4 separate regions of the Homo sapiens genome follow, and regions 1, 2 and 4 are each linked to region 3. The links are chromatin contacts, found by Hi-C or POLR2A ChIA-PET in ENCODE. All regions are on one chromosome and are shown on one strand. The core of a region is the stretch at or near the end of the contact, and the rest is flanking DNA. Distances in the headings are between cores, read along the strand shown.

Region 1 (2,786 bases), core at 174-2,673, 440 kb before region 3:
AAACGCGGTGCCCCTTCACTCTGCCCCAAAGCTGAACCCTTTTGTATTACGCCTCCCAAATACGAAGTTGTCCCATAGCATGAGTTTTGGAGTCCAAGGTTTGAGTCCTCGGTCGGCTGCAAAGAGCTGTGTGGTCATGGCCAAGTCACTTAGCCCATCCAGGTCTCAGTCTCCCGTGTGTAAAATGGGAGTAAGGAGGGCTCAATTGTTCTAAGGATTAAATGCAACCAAGTTGGCAAAGTTTTAGCACAGTGCCCACGTGTTAGCTGTTTATGGTGTGCCTGTTGTATGCCAGGCCTGCGCTGGAGACGCAGGCATTATGCTCCCTGCACATGGCCCATACCCACATCTCCTCTACACGCGCCCTCGCTGAGGCGCGGGTCCTACTGAAGATCCGGATAGTGATCATCCTTTCTGGCAGCATAAGTCCCGCCCCCTTTCCTTCCCTGGGCTTCTGTTGTCCAGGCTACCTTGGCGTTATCAAAGCTACTTGATCTTTACAGCCACTTCCCTCTGCACAGGCATCCAAATAGGAAATTCCGCTCTCAAGGAACCTTCTACCCATCCACCTGCCACCAGCACGAACCTGCTGTCTTGTTCTCTGGCCTCTCTCCCTCAGTCCCCTTTTGCGCCCTCATTTTCCTGTCTAAAATGAAACGGACCGCTGCCCTTTTTATCTGTACTAAGTTTCAGGAGCAGAATCTTCGTTAAACTGAGCAGAGCAAGAGCGCGCTGCCCACAGGGCTGGGGCGGGCGCACGGGCCCTTATGTAAGGCCGGGCCTTCCCGGGGAAGAGCGAAGGCTCCGGGAAGGGAAGCACGGGCGGCGGGGCCCGGCCTCGAGGACCGCCCCCAGGGCGGGGAGTGGTGTGAGCCGCGGCGCCGCCAGCAAACTTTCCTCCTCCGAATTCTTGACCGAGAGCCTTGGAACCACATTCTGCCCAAATCTGTACACGCCGGAGCCAGGGAGCCGCCCGCCGCCCGGGGAGCGGAGTGGGGAAAGAGGGGGTGGAGAAGGGACCGGGGAGGAGGTGGGGGAGGGCGGAGGAGGTGGTAAGGAGAGGAGCGGGGGGGAGGAGGAGGAAGGGGAGGAGGGAGAGGTGGGGCGGGGAGGAGGGAGAGGTGGGGCGGGGAGGAGGGAGAGGTGGGTCGGGAAGGAGGGGGAAGTGGGAGACCGGGGATGTGGGAGGGGAGAGAAGGAGGAGGTGGGAGAGGGGAAAGCGGGGAAAGGGGAAGGTGGGGCGGGCGGAGGTGGGGGTAGAAAGTGGGGAAGAGCGGGGATGGCAAGTTCCGCGGGTGGCGAGCGGCCCCAGGGAGCGGCGGGGGGGCGAAGCAAGTTCCTTAGTTTCTCCCAAGCCAGCCCGGGAGCTGTTGGACGAGTGGGAGCGCCTGGCTACCTGCAAGTCTTCGGGTTTCGCGAGCGCCGCAGAGCTTTTCTGCAGCCGCTAAATAAATAAATAACTACGGACGCCCGCCCCGCCCCGCCCCGCCCCGCCCCTCCCAGCCCAGCCCAGCCCAGCCCAGCCCAGCCCAGCCCCGCCCAGCGCAGCTCCCTGGCCGCGGCGGCGGTGGTGGCAGCGGTGGTGGCGGCTGCGGCGCAGGCAGGGCTGGGCGCTTGGGGAGCTCCGCGCGCGGGGCACTTCCCCGTGACCGGCGGCCGCGCAGCTCAGGGAACTCCGCTCCGTGAGGCTTCCGGGAGAGGGAAAGCTGTTCTCCTTTGATGCTCTTTGGTTTTACAGTGGAAAACTACAATTAAAAAAACATAGCCGTGAAAATAAATGAGATTAGAACCTGCTGGCTTCACTTCCTGGAGGCTTTTTGTTGTGTCTTGAAACTAGGATCTTTGCGGGTCATCCCTGTAAGTGCCTTTTTAATCCATTCACAAGGATGCTTGTGAGTCTCTGCTGCGTTTAACATCGGTCAGCGGGTGACATTGCATTAATTTGCTCTGGTGATGATTTCTGCTTTGCTAGGTTAGCATTGCCTCGCTTGGTGACACGTAATAAATGCACACACGTTGCAAAAATTAGGACACAGAGGGAGAGGCACCTTTTTAACTCTGTCAAAAAATAGATAAGAAAATCTCTTCTAAAGCGGTGCCAATATCGGGAAAATGGTTTATTATTTAGACTGTGGAGATATTAAAAACCACAACAAAACCTAATTAATTATTCCATAGCCATTCTACATAAAGTAACATGATAAAATCATTAAATAATAGCAATGACAAAACTCAGTTTGTTGTTCTAAACTTACTGCTTTAGAATGTTGTTTATCATGTCATGTATAGTAAATCACATATCTAGTTTTTGTGCATGTGTGTCAGAGACAGACAGACATGGATAACTTCTGCTCTGAAACACAGCAGGTTTAAGGCTTCTATACAGAGAAGTTCCATCTGGAAAATCTCCAAATACAATTACAATAAAGCAGATACAATATGGAGTGTTATTAAACTGGAGGTTCTTCCCCCGGAGAGTTTACTCTATTTTCCTTTAAAATAAACTAGGGCCGGGTGTGGTGGCTCAACGCCTGTAATCCCAGCACTTTGGGAGGCTGAGGCAGGAGGATCATTTGAGTCCAGGAGTTCAAGAGCAGCCTGGGCAACATAGTGAAACTCCATCTCTAAAAAAATACAGTATTAGCTGGGTGTGGTGGTGCACACCTGTAGTTCCAGCTATTAGGGAGGCTGAGACAGGAGGATGGCATGAGCCTGGGAAGTGAAGGTTGTAGTGAGCCAAGATAGCACCACTGCACTACAGCCAGACCTTGTCTCAAAAAAATAAA
Region 2 (2,751 bases), core at 108-2,607, 290 kb before region 3:
TTATATTTTTATAGTATAATAATAATATTTACGTTCCTACACTTATAATGAGTTTCGTATATATATTAAAATAATTTAATGGATTAGTATGTTTATATTTGCTTTTAGTAAATTTGGTGTATGATAAACTCAGTTGTCTACATTGTGAGACTACACCTGAGGCAATTTCTGTGTTGATATATACCTGAATAGCAGATATTACTTGGGAGCAAATAAAATAGCTTCAGGCCTAATTTTGCAAGTTCATGATGGGAGAGTAAGCATGACTTCAAAGAACTGACTTTGAGTTAAAACTTGAAGAATGAATGTGACAACAGCAAGTATAAAACAATGCCAGGCAGAGGTGGGACTGTTCATGGGTATCAGGGTAAGTGTGTTGATAAATGCTCAAAGTAGGAAATACCTTTCTTCCCCCACACATGTCAGAAAATAACTGCAATAGAATGCAACGACATCTCAGAGATAAAGTGTTCAACTTAGCTCTCAGAGACCGTTCAGTTACATTTTGTAATGACATTGGAATTGATTGCATTTTGAAGGCAATTCTAAATGCAAAGTCTTCATTTTGTTGATAGAAGCTGGGTTATTTATTATGAAATTTCAAAAATTAAGTAAAATATCTAATTAGGATTATACCAGCAAAGGCAAATTTAGAATTCAAGACTTCATGATCCATGGTAAGATTATTTTAATGCAACTCTGCTAATTAACTGAAATTTCCTTTAACTCTCACATCTGCCTTTTACTTCTTAAGACATTTTTCTAGTATTTCACCAGAGCAAGATATCAGAAGGGTAAATCTCTTACCAATGAACTTTGCTAATTCTTAGTGACTCCGTTGACCCTGGTGTAAGGATCAGGAACAAAGTGAATGAAATACATTTTAATACATTTCTGCTTTCTCTAATTCCAAAGACCACTCTAAAGAATAAGTTATTTGTGGGTATTATCTGAAACTTGGGATTAAAAGAGACCGTGATTACCCTTCAGGGATTTTGGCAAAACTTAAGCCATTTCATCTGAAGAGCAAAGCAAGCCTCCCACACTCTTGGCTTATTCTCACAATTATCTAGATATCTAGCAACAAAACTCTTGAGTAGTTTGTTAACTACAGATGCCAAGGGCTGACAGTTTCACTTTCAGTTTTCAGAATATCTTTTGTTTCAGTGGTGTAAGCACACCATCAGAATCTCTACTATTTAAAATAATTAAGTTATAATTGTAACTTCCATTAGATGTAGTACTTAAAGGAATCTAGAAGACACAACTCATTAATTATAGGAATTTGACTGCAAATTCTTCTGGGGGGTCTGAATTGCAAAGGAGGCATCTTTGTAAGTCAGACTCAACTCATTACTCTGTGATGCAGGCTCCTCCAAATGGCAGCAGAAACGTATTACTCTCTAGAAACACTACAGTAGTGCTACAATTTCAGGGTTCTGTAGAGATAAGGACAAATTGACAGAAACACATTCTTAGAAGGACAGTATCATTTAAAATAAAAATACTGTCATAATTGTACACCAGGATAGCTTCTCCATAATAAATTCTTTATGATTTTCTGATTTTTAGAAATCAGAATTGAACTTTTTAATGTGAAAAAAATGAGAGAATTGTTTCAAAATAGGACCACATTTCTGTGTATAATTTTAAAAGTTTAAAAATATTTGATTAGTAGACTGATAAACTGAAACATTTTTGATAAGCTTTTCATTACATACAAACCATATAATTTGTAAAAAATTGGAAATTATTCAAAACTTCACATAACTAAAGTGACCAAATAAATACTGGAGAGGAAAGAAAAGGAGTCAAATGAATCTAGCATTTTCTTTTTTTTTTTTTTTTTGGAGAAAGGGTCTCACTGTGCCACCCAGGTGGGAGTGCAATGGCACGATCATGGCTCACTGCAGCCTCAACTTTATGGGCTTAGGTGATCCTCCCACCTCGGCCTCCCAAGTAGCAGGGACTACAGGCATGCGCCAACACGTCCAGCTAATTTTTTTGGTATTTTTTGCAGAGACGAGGTTTCACCAGGTTGCCGTGGCTGATCTGGAACTCCTGGTCTCAAGTGATCTACCCAACTCAGCCTCCCAAAGTGCTGGGATTACAGGCGTGAGCCACCGCACCCGGCCTAATCTAGCATTTTCTAAAAGGAAGGACCCAGCAGTGAACGGCAATATCAATAATCATGTTCAAGACTATCAGACATGCAAGCTGGGGATGAATGGGTGGAAGGGGAAAATGATGAATAAATGATGAACACAAGTATAGACCCAGTGGATTTGAGATGCCCAAGATGCCAGTGAGATATTCAAAGTTTAACTCAAAAGCCACTTCCCATATGAAATCCTGACAAACACTCCTACGTCCAACTGGAATTAATTTCTCTTCTGGGCTCCCACAGCACTCTGTATTTTTCTAATAGCATAACACTATTTTGTTTGTAGATATTTCTCTGATAGCATTACTATCTTTCCTCTTTATCACAACTGTTTGAAGTTCTTTTGCCTCTTGCATCCACTGTTGCCCAATCCCACTGCTGGAAGGCTCATCTTATTAAGTTCTGTATTCCTAGTGCTAACACACTGTCTACCATAGATGATGTTCAATAAATGGTTGCTAAATGAATTCTCTTGTGATAATAGCACTATGGCAACATAATCGACGGTAAAAATTTCTTCTCAATGTTTACTTTTAGCAGAATGCATTCATTTATCAACTTTCATTGAGAATATGCTAATTTCCATG
Region 3 (2,709 bases), core at 6-2,505:
GGGCTGGGCCACCTGGTGGGATGTTGGGAACTATTTTCTGTGCAGAGGCCAAGGCTGGGGCTGGGGGTGGGACACATGGAAATCAAACATGTACTTCACAGTTTGGTCCTGGGCTGACCTGTTTATAATAAAAACATTTGGTTTGACTTCCACAGACTCCAAGCCATGACGTCAATGTTGATGCATTTCAGGCCACATTCCTTTTAGTCTCCGGAGAAGTTCTTTACAAAAAGCATGAAAGGTGGAATCAAATAGTTCCTGGGATCATCTCCAGTCTGAGACATCACATTTGCACTTTAAGCAAATGATTCAGATACTAAAATTCAAGCCCTAAATATGCCTTTTCAACTACAAACTAATTATTTGTGTCTAAATCAATGGACGGTGTCTCTTTAAATGTTCCCTTCATTCCTCATGCATGCTATAATCAGCAGATGGCCCTACCTTCCCCCACCACCCCCTTTTAAACAGACCCTTCTAATAGCTAATATCCTGCAGTGACCAAAGCCATTAGAAGGATTAAGCCATTACTATCCTGTCCAGCAAACACACAATGCTCACGGGGATTGCCTTTTTTTTTTATTTTTTGGTTGTTGTTTTTATGGATGAATCAGGGCCCAATGGTAGGCTGAAAATCAAAACAGGGAGGGCAAAGGGTTATAGTCATTCTTTTCAAGGACACCTCCCAAACAGCCTCAGGATTTGAGATTCCTTTGTTAGAATGACGGCAGATGTCAGCCTTGTGGCTAGTGCAAGCTCCGAAAGGACACAGTACGCAGACCTCTGTCCCTCGTTTCCTTAATATCTAATACTCATCCTTTCCAGAGCACCACTGTGGCTGTCTCGTTGCTCTGCCTGTCCACACAGGCCTGTTTGTGCTGTAACAGACAAGCAACCAGCAGCCCAGCCCAAAGCCACGTTGCAGGGCCCAGGACTGCTCTGAGACACTGCCACCCAGTGGCGCTTCTGAAGCATAACAGCACACAGAAAGGGAGCAGGGAACCCAGTTTTATAAGCATGGAGGGGGTAGGGGGTGCAAAAGCTGGCCTAGAATCGTGAGGCCGAGCTGCAGAAAAGCATGCTCCATGGCACGGAGGCAGGTAGCTAGTTTGGAGATGGCTAAATAGGGCAAGTGACAAAAAACACGAAGAAAGGCAGCTGGAATATAAAGAGAGGAATAAAGAAATGTAATGACATGGAAAGCGTGAGCAGTCTTTTCTAAATGGAAGAAATACGCACTTTCTCTAAGTGAGAGCTGGAGCGAGATGACCGAAAGATGAGTCAATGGAGCCCTTTTTTGGAGTTGGCCTCAGTTTGGATTACTCAGTATCTCACATGTCTGGGTTCTTAAGGATCCTTGAGCTTTGCTGACTTTGGGGAAGTCACTGTATTTCAGTTTTGTGACCCGAAGGGGCTGAGCTGAACCTCTAAACAGCTTCCCTGAGCCCTAACAGTGAGTATGTAATTAAATACCTGAGACGTTGAGTGAACAAGAAATGCAGAAATACAGAAAATGCAGGCTGTGAGCAATCCTTAAATCTTGTGTTTGACTTCAAAGTGCTGTAAGGGAGAACCTGAAAAATACATCCACTTACACCTTTGGTGGTTCAGGACTTGCCAGGAGAGTGCATGGAAGGGACCCCCATCCCACAGCGCATGGGTGACTCTACCCGCCATCTAACCTCCCTGAATCTCAGCAGCCAAGGCCAGTGCACTGAGATCTGCACCTCCAGCACTTTCAGTGTAGGGCGAGACAGGTTTAGAAGGAATTGGGCTTCTCTAAGATTGAAGCTAAACCAGAAGCTAATGGGTTAGTAATTTAATAGGTCTCCCTTTTCGGCAATATTTTCATTTTAAAAAGAAAACTTCTGTTAGAGGGCAAGTAATTCCAAAGAAATTAGATTCTGCTGGTTGAAACGTTAAGAATCCAGGCAGGCGGTGAGGGAAATTCGTTTCCCGGCTTCTCCAATCTAATCTGATAGTGCCCGTCTTGCCTCAGTCGTTAATACTTCTTGGGAAAAAGCATATGTGATCACTCTTTTAAAAACTGTTAGAATCACTTTCCTATCCAAGGTCTGAAAGAAGATTTGGGCTTAGGCTCCATTTGAAGAAATCCAGGTTGTATTTCCCCCAGCATTTAGGGTTTGATGGTTTCTGCTTATCTAAAGTGCTCACATTGCAAATATGAGCAGCAGGGCTGGGGATTTAAATTCTGTCTTGATGGGAATTTGAACTGAAATGCTCTGCCCACTGCCACTTTATAAGCTGGGAATCATCAAGCTAGCTACAAATACCTCGAGGGGTCCTTGCAGTTGCTCAACATAAATCAGCAAAATGACAGGCAATTGACTTTGAAGACAGCGCTCACATGGCTGAGTGGCTGGAGCTGCTGGAAGCAGATGAGGGCATTTTCCTGTAAACATGATTGTGATTAGCACCAGAGTAAATAGCGAATCGGGCTCTATCTGTCAGACTCCAGCCTGCTCTGGATTTTTCATTAGGTAGAAATCAACATGTGACTCAGTGCAGCAAAGTTGGCAATTATAAGAAATAAGTTTCTATTTCAACACCTGGTGAATACTTCTGATTTTCCTAGAAGGTAAGCAAGAAGGAAAGTTGATTTTGCCATGTTTTCATGTAGGGATAAAATAGGAGTGTGGGAATCAGTCCTTTCACTGCAAGAGCAATTCAGCTTCTAGTCCGTGCTCT
Region 4 (2,700 bases), core at 59-2,558, 470 kb before region 3:
CTCTGTCACCCAGGCTAGAGTGCAGTGGCGCAATCTCAGCTCACTGCAACCTCTGCCACCCGGGTTTGAGCAATTATCTTGCCTCAGCCTCCCGAGTAGCTAGGATTACAGGCACACACCACCATGCCCAGATAATTTTTTTTGTATTTTTAGTAGAGATGGGGCTTCACCATGTTGGCCAGGCTGGTCTCGAACTCCTGATCTCAGCCTCCTAAAGTGCTGAGATTACAGGCGTATTTTAGCTTTTTGAAGAGGGTAGGATGGAGAAAAAGATGAAGAGGGAGAAAACCAAACTTCCTAACTAAATTTTGTGAAATAATTATATTTCAGTGACACAGTGAAATTCTTTGTATGGTTGTTCTTTCTGAAAAGAGCGAAATGAAATAGGATTGAGAATCCTGACTATACCAATAGATTTTCTTTTAAGGCTGCGTCTGTTCTGCAGTGTTTGGGTAAAGCACTTTCTGTGCATTGTGAAATAAAACACGCCTAGATTGTTAAAAAAAAAAAAAAAAGGCTGTCAATTTTCCGTTAAAGCCTTTTATCTGTACTTTACCCCTTCCCTCCAGCAGATTCTAAACTCTTCATTCACACCCACTATTGTCACTTCCACACTAAATTAAACAAACTCAGTTCGATCACTGCAGTTTTTGGAAGCACAAAGTAACACTATACAAGTTAGAGAAAGTGAAAGAACTTCTTTCTAAATTCAAACGGCTGAACAAGGAAACATTCAGGTAGGCAGAGTCCTTGCAGTTTCTGTTCTTACCACAGAAAAACTTAAAGAAGCCACATTCTGGATGTTGTTTTTCATGTTAACAAAAAGTCCAGACGGACCCCATAGCTCACAGTGCTTCTTCTCACCCCTCGCCCCTCCCCAAACTCCATCGACCCAGAAGCATTAATTTCATAAGGAAGAGAAAACTTGGCTTTCTACTAAATTCAGCTCTGAATTCAGCCCTCCATTTCCCAAGGGCTAGGACCCAGAGCCAAGTCAGCCCGCCCCTCCCTCTCGCTCCCAGACCTGAGCTGCGGATGCTGCAGCCCAGCACTCCTCCAGGTTTGGAAAAGGCGGCTACGCTGGGCAAGTTTGGAAAGTTCTGGGAGAAGAGCGAAAGGAGGGAGTGTGTGTTGGCTCTTTTCCTTTCCTTGGAAAGCACTTAACAAGAATGACACCCTACCCCCACATCAAATGCCTTCTCTTGCAGTCCTGGTTGTTTTATAAAAACTGAGTTCGTGTCTTTAATGCCAGGATTTTCTTCCTGGTAGTAAGCATTGGCTAATGATTGCCAGTCGGCTTCTGCGTCTGTGTGCCATGTGACCTGGACACGTGACTTGGAGCCGGCTGTGGTTGTTACTTGTATTTGAATAAGAAGATCAAGCTTATTATTGCAGTAAAAGCCTGTGGGACTTGTCTGTGCAACGTGATTCCCCAGGCGGGTTACACAACGCACCGTACAGCCTCGTCTTCCAGAGGCTCCAGTTGTTTCGTAAGGTAAAACAAACACGATTTTATATTTTCCAAAGTGAAAGTCCATTTTCCCCCTGGAAAGTGTCTGATGATCCTGGAAAAAGATGAAGCCTAGTTTCTCCAAACCCTGTTAGTCCCCTTGGTACAGTAAGGTAGAACTACTGCCCAGCACACAATTAGAGAAAAAAAAACAAATCCAGTCTCCTTTTCAAATAAAGATTTAGGATTGACGTTAGAGAAAAAAACATCCAGTCTCCTTTTCAAATAAAGATTTAGGATTGATGTTAGAGAAAAAAACAGATCCAGTCTCCTTTTCAAATAAAGATTTAGGATTGATGTTAGAGAAAAAAACAGATCCAGTCTCCTTTTCAAATAAAGATTTAGGATTGATGTTAGAGAAAAAAACAGATCCAGTCTCCTTTTCAAATAAAGATTTAGGATTGACGTTACCTTTTACTATTTCCCCTTCTCCCTTCCTAAAAAGTCTTCAAGATATGCTCTTATCTACCTATAAAGAATTTACACTAAAAATGACGTTTTTAAATTTAAAATTTAAATGGCACGTTCATTTTGCGATTTTTTTCCCTTAGATTTCTACAACATTAATAGTTAAATTTTTATTGTCCACATACCCTGTAAAAGAGACATCAGAAGGATTCATCTTTTTGTAGGTGAGAAGAGCTGGATGTTCCCTTCAGGTTAGGATGTATGCGTGCATATATATATGCAAATATATGCAGATTTACCCCAGGAGGGCTTTTCCACGACCAAGAAGGTGACATCTTTACCATGCATGTTTTAATACTTTCCCCACCCCAATGCTGAAGAAGCCCTGCTATAATTTGCTTTCTTCTGCCTCTAAGGGTGATGACTCAACTACAGAGGCAAGATCAGGGAGGAACAATAGCTTTGGTTATCTCTAATGAGCGATCCAATAACCATCAAACCAGTGAGTTCTCTCAGCCCAAGGCTGGCGCCTCTGTGTGGAACCGCAAAGGGCACTTTTCTTTCTTTCTTTTTTTTTTTTTTTTAACTTTTATTTTAGGTTCAGGGGTACATGTGCAGGTTTGTTACACCGGCAAACTCATGTCACAGGGGTTTGTTGTACAGATTATTTCGTCATGCAGGTACTAAGCCTAGGACCAATTAAACATTAACTCTCCATTTTCCATTCCCCTACCCGCTGGTAACCACCATTCTGCTGTTGTCTCTAGACACTCATATAACTA

Evidence for each region. A loop is a pair of places that touch in the nucleus more often than their neighbours do. ChIA-PET counts read pairs that join two places held with the same protein, here RNA polymerase II (POLR2A). Pooled maps may share reads with other maps.
Region 1: a map of ascending aorta shows a loop between it and region 3 (13-fold over the local background). The contact joins the promoter of LINC01058 here to the enhancer-like site in region 3. A Hi-C loop is called at or near these places in 5 of 168 maps with a recorded cell type or tissue (A673, aorta, ascending aorta and 2 more) and 8 of 50 pooled maps. POLR2A ChIA-PET finds 5 or more read pairs at or near these places in 2 of 52 experiments (AG04450 and OCI-LY7).
Region 2: a map of mammary epithelial cell shows a loop between it and region 3 (6-fold over the local background). The contact joins two enhancer-like sites. A Hi-C loop is called at or near these places in 2 of 168 maps with a recorded cell type or tissue (PC-9 and mammary epithelial cell) and 13 of 50 pooled maps. POLR2A ChIA-PET finds 5 or more read pairs at or near these places in 3 of 52 experiments (AG04449, OCI-LY7 and WTC11).
Region 4: a loop to region 3 is called in a pooled map, with 4 times the contacts of the local background. The contact joins two enhancer-like sites. A Hi-C loop is called at or near these places in 3 of 168 maps with a recorded cell type or tissue (IMR-90, endothelial cell of umbilical vein and esophagus muscularis mucosa), 2 of 37 single-sample maps with no recorded cell type and 20 of 50 pooled maps. POLR2A ChIA-PET finds 5 or more read pairs at or near these places in 2 of 52 experiments (GM12878 and activated T-cell).

What each region holds. Positions count from the first base shown.
Region 1 is chr13:30,420,821-30,423,606 of GRCh38, forward strand. It overlaps LINC01058 (long intergenic non-protein coding RNA 1058), which reads right to left and starts at 1,424. Exons shown (of 2, transcript NR_125771.1): 1 at 1,397-1,424. UBE2L5 (ubiquitin conjugating enzyme E2 L5) reads left to right here and starts at 1,673. Exons shown (of 4, transcript NM_001355247.2): 1 at 1,673-1,857. RefSeq lists silencers at 726-905, 1,346-1,635.
Region 2 is chr13:30,571,819-30,574,569 of GRCh38, forward strand. It overlaps a transcript of HMGB1 not described here. Among named protein-coding and RNA genes, the nearest start is that of USPL1, 45 kb to the right of the region's middle. Within about 2 kb of position 1,358, at least 9 of the 41 ENCODE cell types and tissues checked have a DNase peak (open chromatin) inside an H3K27ac peak, as active enhancers do.
Region 3 is chr13:30,864,581-30,867,289 of GRCh38, forward strand. No RefSeq gene overlaps it. Among named protein-coding and RNA genes, the nearest start is that of LINC00545, 17 kb to the right of the region's middle. Within about 2 kb of position 1,256, at least 29 of the 41 ENCODE cell types and tissues checked have a DNase peak (open chromatin) inside an H3K27ac peak, as active enhancers do; they include IMR-90, ascending aorta, endothelial cell of umbilical vein and 1 more, where a contact is called at or near this core.
Region 4 is chr13:30,394,288-30,396,987 of GRCh38, forward strand. No RefSeq gene overlaps it. Among named protein-coding and RNA genes, the nearest start is that of LINC00426, 22 kb to the left of the region's middle. Within about 2 kb of position 1,309, at least 40 of the 41 ENCODE cell types and tissues checked have a DNase peak (open chromatin) inside an H3K27ac peak, as active enhancers do; they include IMR-90 and endothelial cell of umbilical vein, where a contact is called at or near this core.